Linked DNA regions of Homo sapiens: all the other regions are linked to region 2. The links are chromatin contacts, found by Hi-C or POLR2A ChIA-PET in ENCODE. All regions are on one chromosome and are shown on one strand. The core of a region is the stretch at or near the end of the contact, and the rest is flanking DNA. Distances in the headings are between cores, read along the strand shown.

Region 1 (4,673 bases), core at 943-3,442, 160 kb after region 2:
ATGTGACAAGCAGGGAGTCCCTGTATGGAGACAGTGCAAGAGTTCTAGAACCAGAAACCCTGGGACAGACATGGGTGCTGGTTACACATTGGGCATGCGCATTCCAGAACAGGGACAGAGCAGGAGTTTGGGCCGGGCGCGGTGGCTCATTCCTGTAACCCAAGCGCTTTGGGAGGCAGATCACTTGAGGTCAGGAGATCGAGATTAGCCTGGCCAACATGTTGAAACCCCGTCTCTACTAAAAATACAAAAATTAGCTGGGCGTATAATCCATGCCTGTAATCCCAGCTACTCGGGAGGCTGAGGCAGGAGAATCGCTTGAACCTGGGAGGTGGTTGCAGTGAGCCAAGATCACCCCACTGCATTCCAGTCTGGGCAACAGAGTGAGACTCTGTCTCATAAATAAATAAATAAATAAGCCAGGCATGGTGGCGTGCGCCAATAATCCCGGCTACCTGGGAGGCTGAGGCAGGGAATTGCTTGAACCCAGGAGGCGGAGGTTGCAGTGAGCTGAGATCCCGCCACTGCACTCCAGCCTGGGCGACAGAGTGAGACTGTGTCTCAGAAACAACAACTACAAAAGAAGCTGGAGATGAAAGGAAGAAATGATAATTTCACCATAAGGGAAGGATATGGAGTTCTAGAAACTGGAAGTGGGTAGTTTTTGGGGGGCCCAGTTCCCCTCTTGGGTGAAAGAAGTGAGCAGAGGTTCTCAGCAGGTGGGGCTGTGGATCCCAGAAGTGAGCCACGGAGAAATTGCTAAAGGGGTCCTGGGAGCAGACATCAAAATTCTAAGAAAAAGGGGTGATAGTCTCCCAGAAATGAACCAGCTGAAATGCCGGAAGTGAGCCTCAGACATCCCGGAAGCAGAAACCTGGATCCCCGGAAGGAAACCGACCAGCACCGCTCCTCACCCAGAAACGTGAGAGATGCCTTTTCCAGGAGCGCAGGCCAGAGAGGTAGATCTCCTGCAGCACAGGGGCACTGAGTTCCACTTCAGCCCCGTCCGAGGTCAGCGAGGGTCGGAAGCCCACGGCCTGGTGCGCTTCAGCCATGTCACGCTGGAGCCCTGAGTCGGGCAGAGTCATACTTCAGGACCCCAGCCCCTCCGCCCTCAGACTCAGGAGTCCAGGCCCCCAGCCCCTCCTCCTCCTTCATACCCAGGAGTCCAGGCCCCAGTCCCTCCTCTCTCAGATCCAGGAGTCCAGGCCCCCAGCCCCTCCTCCCTCAGACCCAGAAGCCCAGGCCCCAGCCCCTCCTCTCTCAGATCCAGGAGTCCAGGCCCCCAGCCCCTCCTCCCTCAGACCCAGAAGCCCAGGCCCCAGCCCCTCCTCCCTCAGACCCGGGATCTCACGCTTTCAGCTGCCTTTTTGCGCCGACCCAGGACTACATAACCTAGCTCATCCTTCTCTAAGCACCTGAAGGGTCTTGAGGGTCCTGGTTTGTAGACCCGGAGGTTTTGAGGGAAGGACGTCAATTCGGGACCTCTGGGAACGCATAGAGAGGCCAGAGGGATAGCTCGCGTTAACCCCTTTACCTGCTCTCCCAAGAACATGGTGCGGGGGCAGTGCCCTCCCCCCAGTACAGGATTCTCAAGATTCGGGGGTGGGTGGAGGAGGGAAACTGGTCCAGGCTGAGTTGCGGGGTCTTGAGAAAAGCATTAGTTTTAGACCCATATGAAACAAACACCTGTTAGACATTGACGCTGTCCACCCCATTGCCGCTTTTCATGCCAAGGCGAGGGGGATGGTGTCTATAAATTCATCCGCTCAGCGTCCCCTCCCCCCGCCCGTGCTGGAGGGAATGGGGAAGGAAGCACCCACTGCGCATGCCTCGCAGCCTGGGATGCTGAGGCTGTGAGCGGAGGCGAGCGTCGAGGACAAGTGATGGAGAGGCTTGCACGCCCAACCCTAGACACAGGACTCCAGGCCCCGCCGGAGCCCGAGCCCCTGGGGTCCAGTACTTACCACGTTGAATCAAGGGTCCGCTGATCGGATCCTGGGGTCCAAACCCGAGTCCACCCCCGCCCCCCGATTTTGAGCGCCGGCCCCAAATCTCCCGCTTGCATATGTCCAATCCCAGTGCAAGGAGTCCACCACCGGGTCGACGGGCCTTTGGAGTCCTGCCCACCCCGAGATCACCGTCACCCAGAAACCCCGATTCCTCTCTCTCGTGTCCCTAGCCGGGTATTCAGGTCCCGGGTTTTATCCCCGCCTCCTTCCAATCCCCGCGTTCTATCCCCGCCCCCTTCGAGCCACGGCGTCCAATCCCCTACATCCGTTCGATCCCCAGTCCTCCGTCTCCTTTTACCCGGCCAGATTCTCCACCATTTGGCCGCTCGCATTCTACGCAGCTGTTCGGAACCCGGGTTCCTGGGCTCCTCACTCAGCTCATTGTCTCTTAGTCTCCTGTCTCTTCGAGGAACAAGGCTCAGCTGGGAGGTCGCAGCCCACCCCAGGTGCATTATAACGTCAGGCGCGTAGGGTGCCGGAGCAAATCTCAGCCCTTTCACGCCAGGGAGGGAGGAGGGATGTTTGGGGGTCAGGACGGCCCGCCAAAACCACCCACGGAAGGTGCATGGATTGAGTTGGCAAGAAAGGCGCCACAGCGGGTTGGATTCAAGGTAGACAGTGGGACTTCCGTGAGGGAGAAGCAGCATGGCTAATAGAGAAAGGTATATTAGAGACCCAGCCTCGACTGAGAGGTCGAAATAGGTACAGAGAAGCAGAGACTGAAACACGGAACTCTTGTTTATTCGGCTCTGGGCGTCAGTGTTCTTCGCCCAGCCTGGTCCCGTGTGCTTCTAGGTCCAACCTAGTCGCAGCCCGGGGAGGGACTGGGGAAGACGGTTTCAGGGGCTGGAGTTAGGGGAGAAGAAATGTGGAGTAGAAGCTCCAACATACAGATAGGCAAACTGAAGCCGAGGAGGGGACGAGCCGTGCCCGAGGTCACCCAGCGAGCTGGGCACTGCGCTAGCCCCCTCGCTGCAGGCCGGAATCCTGGGAACCGAGCCGGGCTTCCGCCTCGCGCCACCGGCGGCGCCCATAGCTGTAGGGGTCCTGGGGCTCGTGGCTGGCCTTCCCCGAGGGCTCCTTGGTGGAGACAGCGAATCCAGTATATGATCTCCGCCAGGCGGTGGGTCCGGCATACGCCCAGGTAGCAGACGTGCCCGCGGTGCTGGGGGACCTGGTGCTGGCCTCGCCTGGAGAGGGAGCGTGGGAGAAAACCGGGTTCAAACCGAATTGAGAGATGGAGCGTGATGGAGGTGGGCACCCAAGCACTCCAAGACCAGCGGGGAGGCTTACAGATCACCTGCCCGTTCCGCGGCCGGGAGAGGGCGCTCGCCCTTTACGGTCTCCCTCCCGCCCTGTCCCTGCTGCCACCCGGGTTTCTCACCTGGCTGCAGTGTCCAGGTCCCCTTGGGCGGAGAAGGCGAGGAGCAACAGCAGGATGAGGATGTGGATAGTCATCGTGGGCAGGGCGGGTCAGGATCCGTGGCCCGTAGTTGCGGCCACCCCGCCCCGTTCCCGCACCGGGCTGATCGCCTCTGGGTGCAGCTCTGGAGCCAGGTACCAGGGCCAGTCCCCACTTCCCAGGCGGGGAACACTGAGGCCAAAAGTCTGTGGGAAGAGGCCGCACCACACCAGAGGGGCAGGATTCAAACCCGGGTCCCCGCTTCCCGCACCGCGGCTCCAGAGACCTCACTGGGTGTGTGGGGTCACACCAGCTGCTGTCTATCCCCCTAGGAGGTCTGTGGAGACTCGCCCCCTTCAAAGCGTGGGGAAATGGGGCGGGGCCAATGACACCCGCAGGTAGCTAAGCAGCGGGATTCCAAGAAAAGGGGTGGCGGCGGGGAAGCGCTGGCTCTGGTTGTAGATGCGACCTCACCCTCACCCTGTCGGGAAGCCGGTTAGTAGACAGTTGGGACCCTGGAACCTCGGGGGCCAGGCAATGCAGGGCAAGTGCACATGCGGCCCCCTGGAGGGCGTGGAGCGAGGGAGACCCCAAACACACTGAGGAGCGCCCCTCCGGAAGAGAAAAGGCCGAGGTGTCAGGCACTCGCCGGTGAGGGCTCCAGTTGCACTGAAGCAGGTGTAGCCAGGGCTGTTCAACGAGGAGGGTGTCCTGGGTCAACCAGGTCGAGTGCACAGTATTGTGGGGGACCCAGGACCCCGTGGCCAGGCCCTGAGGGTGGAAGGGTGGGTGCAGACGCCATGTCTGCAGCAGAGGCAGAGGGACCTCGTCTTCACCTCTGTAAGATGGGTAGGCCCTGCCACCTTACAGCTGCAACTCCCACTGACCTCCATGGAGGGCAAGTCCCCAGCCCTAAGCCCCAAGCCATTCTAGGGGAGGAAGCAGGGCCACTCCCCCATGAGAAATTCTATCCTTGCAAACATACACCCCCAACCCACTCAGTGTCCCCAGCTGCAGAGGGCTGGGCACAGTTGGGCCTTGAAGGGACCCGAACAGGAAAAAACAGCCAGAGAGGAACAATGTCGAGTGTTGGGGGGAGGTGGGGAGACTGTTCTGGGAAACTTGAGGGCTGGCTGTGCTGGAAAGCCACCCCCATCCCCTACTAGGCAGGACACGGGTACCGCAGAGGGGAGGGGCGCAGACCCAGGAGAGGGATGAAAAGAGTTGGACAAAGACCCTGAGAGACAGCTGTGGAGGAC
Region 2 (4,449 bases), core at 1-2,500:
AACTAGATGCGAATGCTGCAGGAAGGGGCGAAGGCAGTGGAGTGAAGGGGTACGTTTAAGTTGTGGGAGGTGATCTAAGTCTCGGTATCCATGTTTATGACCCCAGGAAGCCTGTTTAAGGTTTCAGTAGGGCTGCCACAGCTCTGTGCCATCCACACCGCTGAGGCAGTGTATTTAAGAAGCGGACCCGAGCGCGAACCCAGGGGAAATCTCACATCGGGGCAAGCGTGTGCACGGTGCAAAGTCGCGATGTGCGGTTTTACAGCCCCAGGTAAACCTTACGGTTTCTGAAAAGCATGTGCATCTTTTGGGTCCGGAGAAGCGTGTGCAGCCCAAAGTACCTGCGAAGCTGAATGTTTACGTTTAAGGTCTGGGCTCACGGCAGTCCATCAAAGCATCCCACATGTGGGCGCGGGCGCGTATTCTAGGTGCGCACTCCACGGGCACGGAGCGGCCGCCAGGGGAGAACGCCCACGGGTGCGACATCTGGGGGCGCTGGTACAAAGCGCGGGCCCCTCCCTCGCCGCTGTCCCCCAAAACCGCCCCCATTTCCAGGTTTCCTGCCCGGAGAGCGAGCAACTCTCCAATAGGAAAAACAAGCGAGCGTGCCGGCTGCCTGTCTGCCGCCCCCAGCCCGCGTTTAAATCGGGCCGCGGAGTCAGCAGTAATATGAGCCCGCCCCGCCCCCGTCCCCCAACCCCCCACCCCGGCCCGAACGCGCAACAAAGGGGAGAGCGCGGCGCGAACCACCGGGTGCTCCACGGGGGAACCCGGCCCCGGGCGGGACCACCCTTCGGGCCACAGGGGACACCCCGGAGCGGCGGGGGCTGCGGACAAAGGCGTGAGCCCGGGATAGGGGCTGGGGGGGCGGGGCCGTGGAAGGCTCTGGAAAAAGGGCGGGGGGCTCACCATGGGAGGGGCCGAGCGGGCCCGGATCCGCGGAGGCTGCGGGCCTCGGGGGCTGGCAGGCCAGGAGCGCGAGCGGACGGCGCGCACCACGAGGGGCCGCGGAGGGCGGCCGCGACCCCCGAGGGGGCCCCCGGCGCCGGAGCGGTACGGGGCACGGCGCGGACGGACCATGGCGGGCGCGGGCCGAGCGGGCGGGGAGCTGCCGCGGGCCACAAGGGGGGCTGCGGGCTCCACCGACTGAGGGGCGCGGGCGCGGGCGCGCGGCTTCGGGGGAGACGGGCTGAGCCGTACCAAGCTCGGGGGACGCGCCGCCGGAGTGGGGTCGCCGCGGCCGAACCACTGAGGCGAGCGGGGGAGCCCGGCGCGTACCAAGCGCGTCCGAGGGGGCGTGGCCGGAGCGTACCAAGGCGGCGCGGGGGAGCGGGGCCCGGGCGGGAGCGGAGTGTGGGCTCGGCGGTCCTGCGGGCCTCTCCGGCGCGGGGGAGTCCTGGGAAGACGCGCGAGCCACAACTTCAGGGGGCGTGGCGGGAACGGGAGCCCCTACCGAATGGGGTGGCAGAAGAACGAAGGCGACACCAAGCTGGCCCCTTGCGGGGGTCGGGACGGCGGGAGACCTCATCCGGAGCCCTGGGCCCGCAGAGCCAGGAGACCGCGCCAAAATACATCAGGGAAGAGGGGAGGACGGAATAATGGGCCTGGGGACAAAGGAACCCACTGAAAGGGAACCCACTGAGGGTACGGATTGCACCCGAGCCTGAGACAGCTGAAGGTTTGCAGTCGGTGACGTGGCGAGGTGGGCAAGGGACTCCAACTCCCAGCGGGCCCCGCGCGGCCTGGGCGGGGCCAGCTGTCCCTGGAGGCTCCGCCCATTAGCCCCGGCGCCCAGGCTCCGCCCGCCGTCCCTGGCGACTCCAAGCTTCTCGCCACTCACGTCGCTCCCCGGCCTTCCGTGGATTCGCTCATTCGCTCTGCTAAAATGGAATGACTACTTACTAGTAGTTGTATAAGATTTTTCCCTCGATTTTTGTTCCTTAAACGTGGGTAATACCTAACCCTAGAGTGGTTATGGGGATCGAGCCCGAGGGGCTGTGCTTGACTGCTTGGCGCAGTCACTACTCAAATGTTAGCTTTTCTTTAAAAACAACAACAAAAATCTGTTATGAGTACCCTGTCCAGTTCTGTGCTCGGCGACGACCGAATCAGACCACGTCCCTCACAGGCCCCACGGTCCACTGGGGAGAGACATAATCACAGGCTGTGCTAAGTGTTAACTAGCGCACATCCACAGGGCGATGGGATATGACCATAGCGAGGTAAAGTTAGCAAGCAAGGGAAGTCAAGAAAACGACCTGTGAGCAACCTGCCATTCCAGATGGCTGGAAAAGTGTGCAAAGAGGACAGAACAGCAAAGACAAATCCTGAAAGTAGAAGGAATAAAAGGGAGCCAGTGTGGGCGGAGTCGAGTGAAGGTAGAGAGGAGAAATAGACACAGCTGTAGGAGGTTAGAGACGGAGTCCCTACTTCTGTTTCGGATGTTGACTAAACAATGTAGATAGATATTGATGTCATAGCCTGGAGAGAGAAATTCGGGAGTCATCAGTGTTTGAATGGAGACTGGATGAGCTCACAAAGAGACTGGGACACTCATCCCTTTAGCAGTCACGACAATGAGAAGCAACCAGCAAAGGACACGGAGGAGTGGCCAGTGAAATGGCAGAAGAACCCGTAGGCCTGTCCATGTTTTCCTGCCCAGGGGCTCCCGAGGGCTGACTGGAGCCCAGCCTTAAACCCCAAATCCAACCTGCATTGTGGCCAAACGGAGTCAGTGCTCCCTGAACACAAACTGCAAGTTAGTTATCAACAGGTACCTCCAATGCCCTGTCAATCACCCATGTGAGGACAACCTGGCAGCAGGAAGGAGAAAAAACAGGAGCTGCTTTAATCTCCCGGAATCCTCACTTCTCCCCATTCTTGTTGGTCCAAACCATCAAGATCTCTTGCCTGGGTGACGTCTCCTAACTCTTGCTGCCTTCTCTGTCACTACAATAATCAAAACCATCCAATGGCTTCCCAGTGCCTTTAGAATTAAATCCAAACTTGGTACTGTGGCCCCTGCTGCCGCCCCCCAAAAAATCTCTCTCCCATCCTTCCTGTTCTCTACCTGTTAATGCCTTCCCATCCCTCAGAACCCATCAGGACACACGTGAGTTTGAATGCCCTGAATTGTATAAGCATGGAGAGCGGTATACCAGGGTGTACTCCAGAGTGAGCAAAATGGGAACTCATGTCAGAAAGTGAAATGAAAATGTAGGCTGAAATTCTATCAGTAATACTGCAACAAAACTCTCTGAAACCATCTCACTTAACTCGGTCCACCAACTTGAAAGACACTTTCCTTTTCATCTGTGAAGCCCACTGCTGGGGCTAGCAGGCTACTATTATGACTAAGCAATTCCACTTCCATCTCTCAAGCTGTTTACTTCCTGAAAGGTAGCTGTTTGATCCAAACCTGTTTATGCCAGAAGTTCTTGTTTAATTTACTATCAAACTAATGAAATTAATGCAAGACAGTTGTTTATACACAAACCAGATTGCTTGCTTTGGAAAGACTAAAAGGGAGTTGTTAAAAGAAAAACATGCCAGGCGTGGTGGCTCACACCTGTAATTCTGCACTTTGGGAAGCCGAGGTGGGCAGATCACTTCAGGTCAGGAGTTCAAGACCAGTCTGGCCAACATGGTGAAACACCGTCTCCACTAAAAATACAAAAGTTAACCGGGCATGGTGGTGTATGCCTGTAGTCCCAGCTACTCTGGAGGCTAAGGCAGGAGAATCGATTGAACCCAGGGGGTGGAGGTTGCAGTGAGCTGAGATCTCACCACTGCAACTCCAGCCTGAGCAACAAAGCAAGACTCCATCTCTTAAAAAAAAAAAAATGCTGCCAAGTTAGGTACAAGTAAAGCAACTGTAAATTATTTAATGAAAAAGCTTATAAAAACCTAGGAAGACTCAGCCCCCAGTTTGTTTCATAAATGTCTTTAGGTTCTCAAGCCACTTAAAAAAATGACTCATTGTGGTTTGTGGGTGGAGCTTATACAAGAATGTGATGTTCTACTGGGCGCAGTGGCTCATGCCCGTAATCCCAACACATTGGGAGGCTGAGGTGGGAAGATTGCTTGAGCCCAGGAGCTCGAGACCAGCCTGGGCAACACAGTGAGACTCCCACCTCTACAAAAACAACAATAATTTTCTAGGCATGGTGGCATGCACCTGTGGTCCCAGCTACTCAGGAGGCTGAGGTGGGAGGATCTCTTGAGTCCAGGAGATTGAGGCTGTAGTGAGCCGTGTTCACACCACTGCACTTCAGTCCAAGTGACAAAGTGAGACCCTGTCTCAAAAACAAGAATGTAATGTCGTGTGCTAACTAGGAGACCAATACTGAAAGAAAGGGTCTTGGTCCTACGTACAAGAGATGTCTGTTTAAATGTTCTTGGTTAAAATAAGATGTTTAAAGTGTTAAGATGGCCGTTAGTGCTATTTGC
Region 3 (4,223 bases), core at 726-3,225, 130 kb after region 2:
TGGATTCCCAGAAGCGCATCGACTTGTCTCTGCGCTCTCCCTATGGGGTGGCCGCCCCGGCCGCGTGAAGAGGAAGAACGCCAAGAAGGGCCAGGGTGAGGGTGGGGCTGGAGACGACGAGGAGGAGGATTAAGTCCACCTGTCCCTCCTGGGCTGCTGGATTGTCTCGTTTTCCTGCCAAATAAACAGGATCAGCACTTTACAATTGGAAAAAAAAAGAAAGAAAGGAAAGTAAGAGTAGCAACCTCATAGGCAGAGTAGCTCTGAGGATCGTTGGTTGGTTATTTTAATGGTTAGTTGTTGAATATATGCTAAATAAAAGGTGAATTACACATGGGTTTTCTAGATAAGAGGCAGGGAGTTCCCAGAACCTGGGCTTTCACCCCGTCCAGACCACACAGGGTAACTTTTCAGCATGGCCATGGCATTTGTAAACTGTCATGGTGCTGGTGGCAGTGTTTTTAGCATGTTAATGCATTACAATTAGCATATAATGAGCAGTGAAAGTAACCAGACGTCACTTCCTTTTTAGTTGTTGTTGTTTTTTGAGATGGAGTTTGGCTCTTGTTGCCCAGGCTGGAGTGCAATGGCGCGATCTTGGCTCACCACAACCTCTGCCTCCCGGGTTCAAGAAATTCTCCTGCCTCAGCCTCCCAGGTAGCTGGGATTACAGGCAGGCACCACCACGCCGGGCTAATTTTGTATTTTGAGTAGAGACAGGGTTTCTCCGTGTTGGTCAGGCTGGTCTCGAACTCCTGACCTCAGGTAATTCACCCGCCTCGGCCTCCCTAGGTGCAGGGATTACAGGCATGAGGCACCGGGCCCGGCCCCAGAGGTCCCTTTCATTGTCCTCTTGGTTCTAGCTGGTTTTAGCCAGTTTCTTTTGCTGTTTTCTGTCTTATGAGTGAGGTCTTGTGTCCTGTTGTCTTGGAAACCAGTCTTGCCAAATTCCTATCTCACTAGGGTATGAAAAACAAAGACAAAGGTTAGAGTTATTAAAAACTATACATTTGGATCAGGAGCCAGTGGACATAAAACTGAGCCTCTGGGCTGGGCCCAGTGGCTCACGCCTGTAATTCCAGCACTTTGGGAGGCCAAGGCGGGTGGATCACCTGAGGTTGGGAGTTCAAGACCAGCATGGCCAACACGGGGAAAACCTGTCTCTACTAAAAATACAAAAATTAGCTGGGCGTGGTTACGCACGTCTGCAATCCATTACTCGGGAGGCTGAGGCAAGAGAATCACTTGAACCCGCGAGATGGAGTTTGCAGTGAGCCAAGATCACGCCATTGCACTCCAGCCTGGGCTACAGAGTGAGACTCTGTCTCAAAAAAAAAAAAAAACTGAGGCTCTGAAGAGGAGGCACTGCTCAGATGGTGCTGGTGTTTCTGAGCTCAGAGGAGGATCACTAGAGACTGGAATTTTCTTTCTTTTTTTTTTTTTTTTGAGACGGAGTCTCGCTCTGTCACCCAGTCTAGAGTGCAGTGGCGTGATCTTGGCTCATTACAAGCTCAGCCTCCCGGGTTCATGCCATTGCCCTGCCTCAGCCTCCCGAGTAGCTGGGACTACAGGTGCCCGCCACTATGCCCGGCTTATTTTTTGTATTTTTAGTAGGGACAGGATTTCACCGTGTTAGCCAGGATGGCCTCGATCTTCTGACCTCGTGATTGACCCGCCTCAGCCTCCCAAAGAGCTGGAATTACAGGCGTGAGCTACCGCACCCGGCCCGAGACTGGAATTTTCTCAGGCAGGGGTGCTGGTCTGGCATCCCCAAATGGTCTGGCATCTCTGAGGATGTGCAAGTTTGGAAAAACTGCAAATTGGATTTAGCTGCTGCTACAGGAAAGAACTGCCTTGGACAGGGTGAAGAAGCTTTGCTGACGCAGATGAGAACAGGAAACCAACGGGAAGTAAGCAGAGAGCAAACAGGAAGGAGCAAGAACCCTTTTCCTCCTTCAGGCTCTACGGTCAGTCTGGCACCCCCTATTGGCAGAGGCTAACACACCACTTGGCAAAGTGAAAGTGGGGTTTTCAGAGTCCCATTCCCAGTTACCCAAAGCCCAGTGCTGGGAAATAGATTTGAAGCCAAGAGATAATAGCTTAAGAAGTGGTACACATAATAATAGTATGTGCCAAGGACCAGCAATTATGATTAATCCAATTCTGTACCCCTGAGGACCAAATATATTTTTGAAAGACTACTTGCAAAAAAAAAAAGTCGTGGCCGGGCGCGGTGGCTCACGCCTGTAATCCCAGCACTTTAGGAGGCTGAGGCGGGTGGATCACGAGGTCAGGAGATCGAGACCATCCTGGCTAACATGGTGAAACCCCGTCTCTACTAAAAATACAAAAAAATTAGCCGGGTGTAGTGGCGGGCGCCTGTAGTCCCAGCTACTCGGGAGGCTGAGGCAGGAGAATGGCGTGAACCCGGGAGGCGGAGCTTGCAGTGAGCCGAGATTGCGCCAGGCAGTATTCCAACCAAAAATAAATTTCTTGGTCAGGTGCAGTGGCTCACGCCTGTAATCCCAGCTACTCGGGAGACTGAGGCACAAGAATCATTTGGGCCTGGGAAGAGGAGGTTGCAGTGAGCCGAGATTGCACCACTGCACTCCAGCCTGGGTGACAGAGTGAAACTCGGTCTCAAACAGGCGGGGCACGGTGGCTCAAGCCTGTAATCCCAGCACTTTGGGAGGCCGAGGCGGGCAGATCACATGAGGTCAGGAGTTCTAGACCAGCCCGACCAACATGGAGAAACCCCGTCTCTACTAAAAATACAAAATTAACCGGGCATGGTGGTGCCTGCCTGTAATCCTAGCTAACTTGAGAGGCTGAGGCAGGAAAATCTCTTGAACCGGGGTAGGTGGAGCTTGTGGTGAGCCGAGACTGTGCAATTGCACTCCAGCCTGGGCAACGAGAACAAAACTCCGTCTCAAAAAAATAAATAAAAATAAAAGCAAATTTCAAAAAAGAATATGAGGGTTGAGGCTGAGGTGTTTGCAGTTTGTATTCTTTATTCCTGTGTAAAAAAAAAAGTTACCCCAAAGTATAGCAACTTGAATTAACAAACATTTATTATCTCACATAGTTGTTAAAAGTCAGGAAATCAAAAGTAGCTTAGCTAAGGTGGTTCTGGCTCCGTGTCCCTCATGAAGTTGTGGTTAAGCTGTCAGCCGGGTGACAGTCATCTGAAGGCTTGACTGGGACTGGAGGATCTGCTTCCAAGATGGCTCACTCATGTGTGCCTCACTGGCTGTTGGCAGGAGGTCTCAGTTCTTTACCACGTGGGCCTCTTCATGGGCAGCTTGAGTGTCCTCATGACATGGTGGCTGGCTTCCCCCAGAGCAAGTGATTGAGAAACAGAGCAAGAAGGAAGCCACAATGTCTTGTGTTGTTTTGTTTTGTTTTTTGTTTTGTTTTGAGACACAGCCTTGTTCTGTTGCCAGGCTGGAATGCACTGGTGCAATCTCAGCTCACTGCAACCTCCGCATCCCGGGTTCAAGCGATTCTCCTGCCTCAGCCTCCTGAGTAGCTGGGACTACAGGCACATGCCACCACACCCAGCTAATTTTTGCATTTTTAGTAGATACAGGGTTTCACCATGTTGGTCAGGATGGTCTCGATCTCTTGACTTCGTGATCAGCTCGCCTCAGCCTCCTAAAGTGCTGGGATTACAGGTGTGAGCCACCATGCCCGGCCAAAAGAAAGCCACAATGTCTTTTGTGACCTAATCACTATTTTTTTTTTTTTTTTGAGACGGGGTTTCACTCTTGTTGCCCAGGCTGGAGTGCAATGGCGCGATCCCGGCTCACCACAACCTCTGCCTCCCGGGTTCAAGCAGTTCTCCTGCCTCAGCCTCCTGAGTAGCTGGGATTACAGGCATGCACCACCATGCCCAGCTAATTTTGTATTTTTAGTAGAGATGTGGTTTCTCCATGTTGGTCAGACTGATCTCAAACTCCTGACCTCAGGTGATCCACCCGCCTCCGCCTCCCAAAGTGCTGGAATTACAGGCATGAGCCACCGTGCCCAGCCCCCACTTGTGGACATTTTTTAAACCATCACAGAGTTGGCAGTCTGGCTGGGGTGGTTGGGCTGGTAGAGGTTGAGCCATTTAGAATTTTGATTTTGTTGTTGGGTTGTATTATTGTTTGACTCAGAAGCAGTGAGGGTTAGATTGATGGCGCGTTGGAACCGTGGTATTGGTGGGGTGGGTGATTGGGTTT

Evidence for each region. A loop is a pair of places that touch in the nucleus more often than their neighbours do. ChIA-PET counts read pairs that join two places held with the same protein, here RNA polymerase II (POLR2A). Pooled maps may share reads with other maps.
Region 1: a loop to region 2 is called in a map of IMR-90, with 2.7 times the contacts of the local background. The contact joins the promoter of CPT1C here to the promoter of PTOV1 in region 2. A Hi-C loop is called at or near these places in 5 of 168 maps with a recorded cell type or tissue (IMR-90, chondrocyte, dorsolateral prefrontal cortex and 2 more) and 10 of 50 pooled maps. POLR2A ChIA-PET finds 5 or more read pairs at or near these places in 12 of 52 experiments (A549, AG04449, Caco-2 and 9 more).
Region 3: a loop to region 2 is called in a map of CD8-positive, alpha-beta T cell, with 30 times the contacts of the local background. The contact joins the enhancer-like site here to the promoter of PTOV1 in region 2. A Hi-C loop is called at or near these places in 3 of 168 maps with a recorded cell type or tissue (CD8-positive, alpha-beta T cell and naive thymus-derived CD4-positive, alpha-beta T cell) and 12 of 50 pooled maps. POLR2A ChIA-PET finds 5 or more read pairs at or near these places in 21 of 52 experiments (BJ, CD4-positive, alpha-beta T cell, CD4-positive, alpha-beta memory T cell and 16 more).

What each region holds. Positions count from the first base shown.
Region 1 is chr19:49,688,635-49,693,307 of GRCh38, reverse strand. It overlaps CPT1C (carnitine palmitoyltransferase 1C), which reads right to left and starts at 2,192. Exons shown (of 20, transcript NM_001199753.2): 1 at 1,968-2,192; 2 at 1,419-1,487; 3 at 915-1,069. The coding sequence starts at 1,055. ADM5 (adrenomedullin 5 (putative)) reads right to left here and starts at 3,714. Exons shown (of 2, transcript NM_001101340.2): 1 at 3,397-3,714; 2 at 2,733-3,202. The coding sequence starts at 3,470. The coding sequence ends at 2,815. RefSeq lists a silencer at 3,255-3,324 and an enhancer at 4,633-4,673.
Region 2 is chr19:49,847,960-49,852,408 of GRCh38, reverse strand. PTOV1 (PTOV1 extended AT-hook containing adaptor protein) reads right to left here and starts at 1,250. Exons shown (of 12, transcript NM_001394010.1): 1 at 910-1,250. The coding sequence starts at 1,080. It overlaps PTOV1-AS1 (PTOV1 antisense RNA 1), which reads left to right and starts at 733. Exons shown (of 4, transcript NR_040037.1): 1 at 733-841. RefSeq lists silencers at 1,052-1,341, 1,782-1,861 and enhancers at 1,442-1,551, 3,353-3,432.
Region 3 is chr19:49,715,408-49,719,630 of GRCh38, reverse strand. It overlaps the pseudogene RPS9P4. Among named protein-coding and RNA genes, the nearest start is that of CPT1C, 26 kb to the right of the region's middle. RefSeq lists a cis regulatory region at 1,678-2,213. Within about 2 kb of position 1,975, at least 19 of the 41 ENCODE cell types and tissues checked have a DNase peak (open chromatin) inside an H3K27ac peak, as active enhancers do; they include CD8-positive, alpha-beta T cell and HCT116, where a contact is called at or near this core.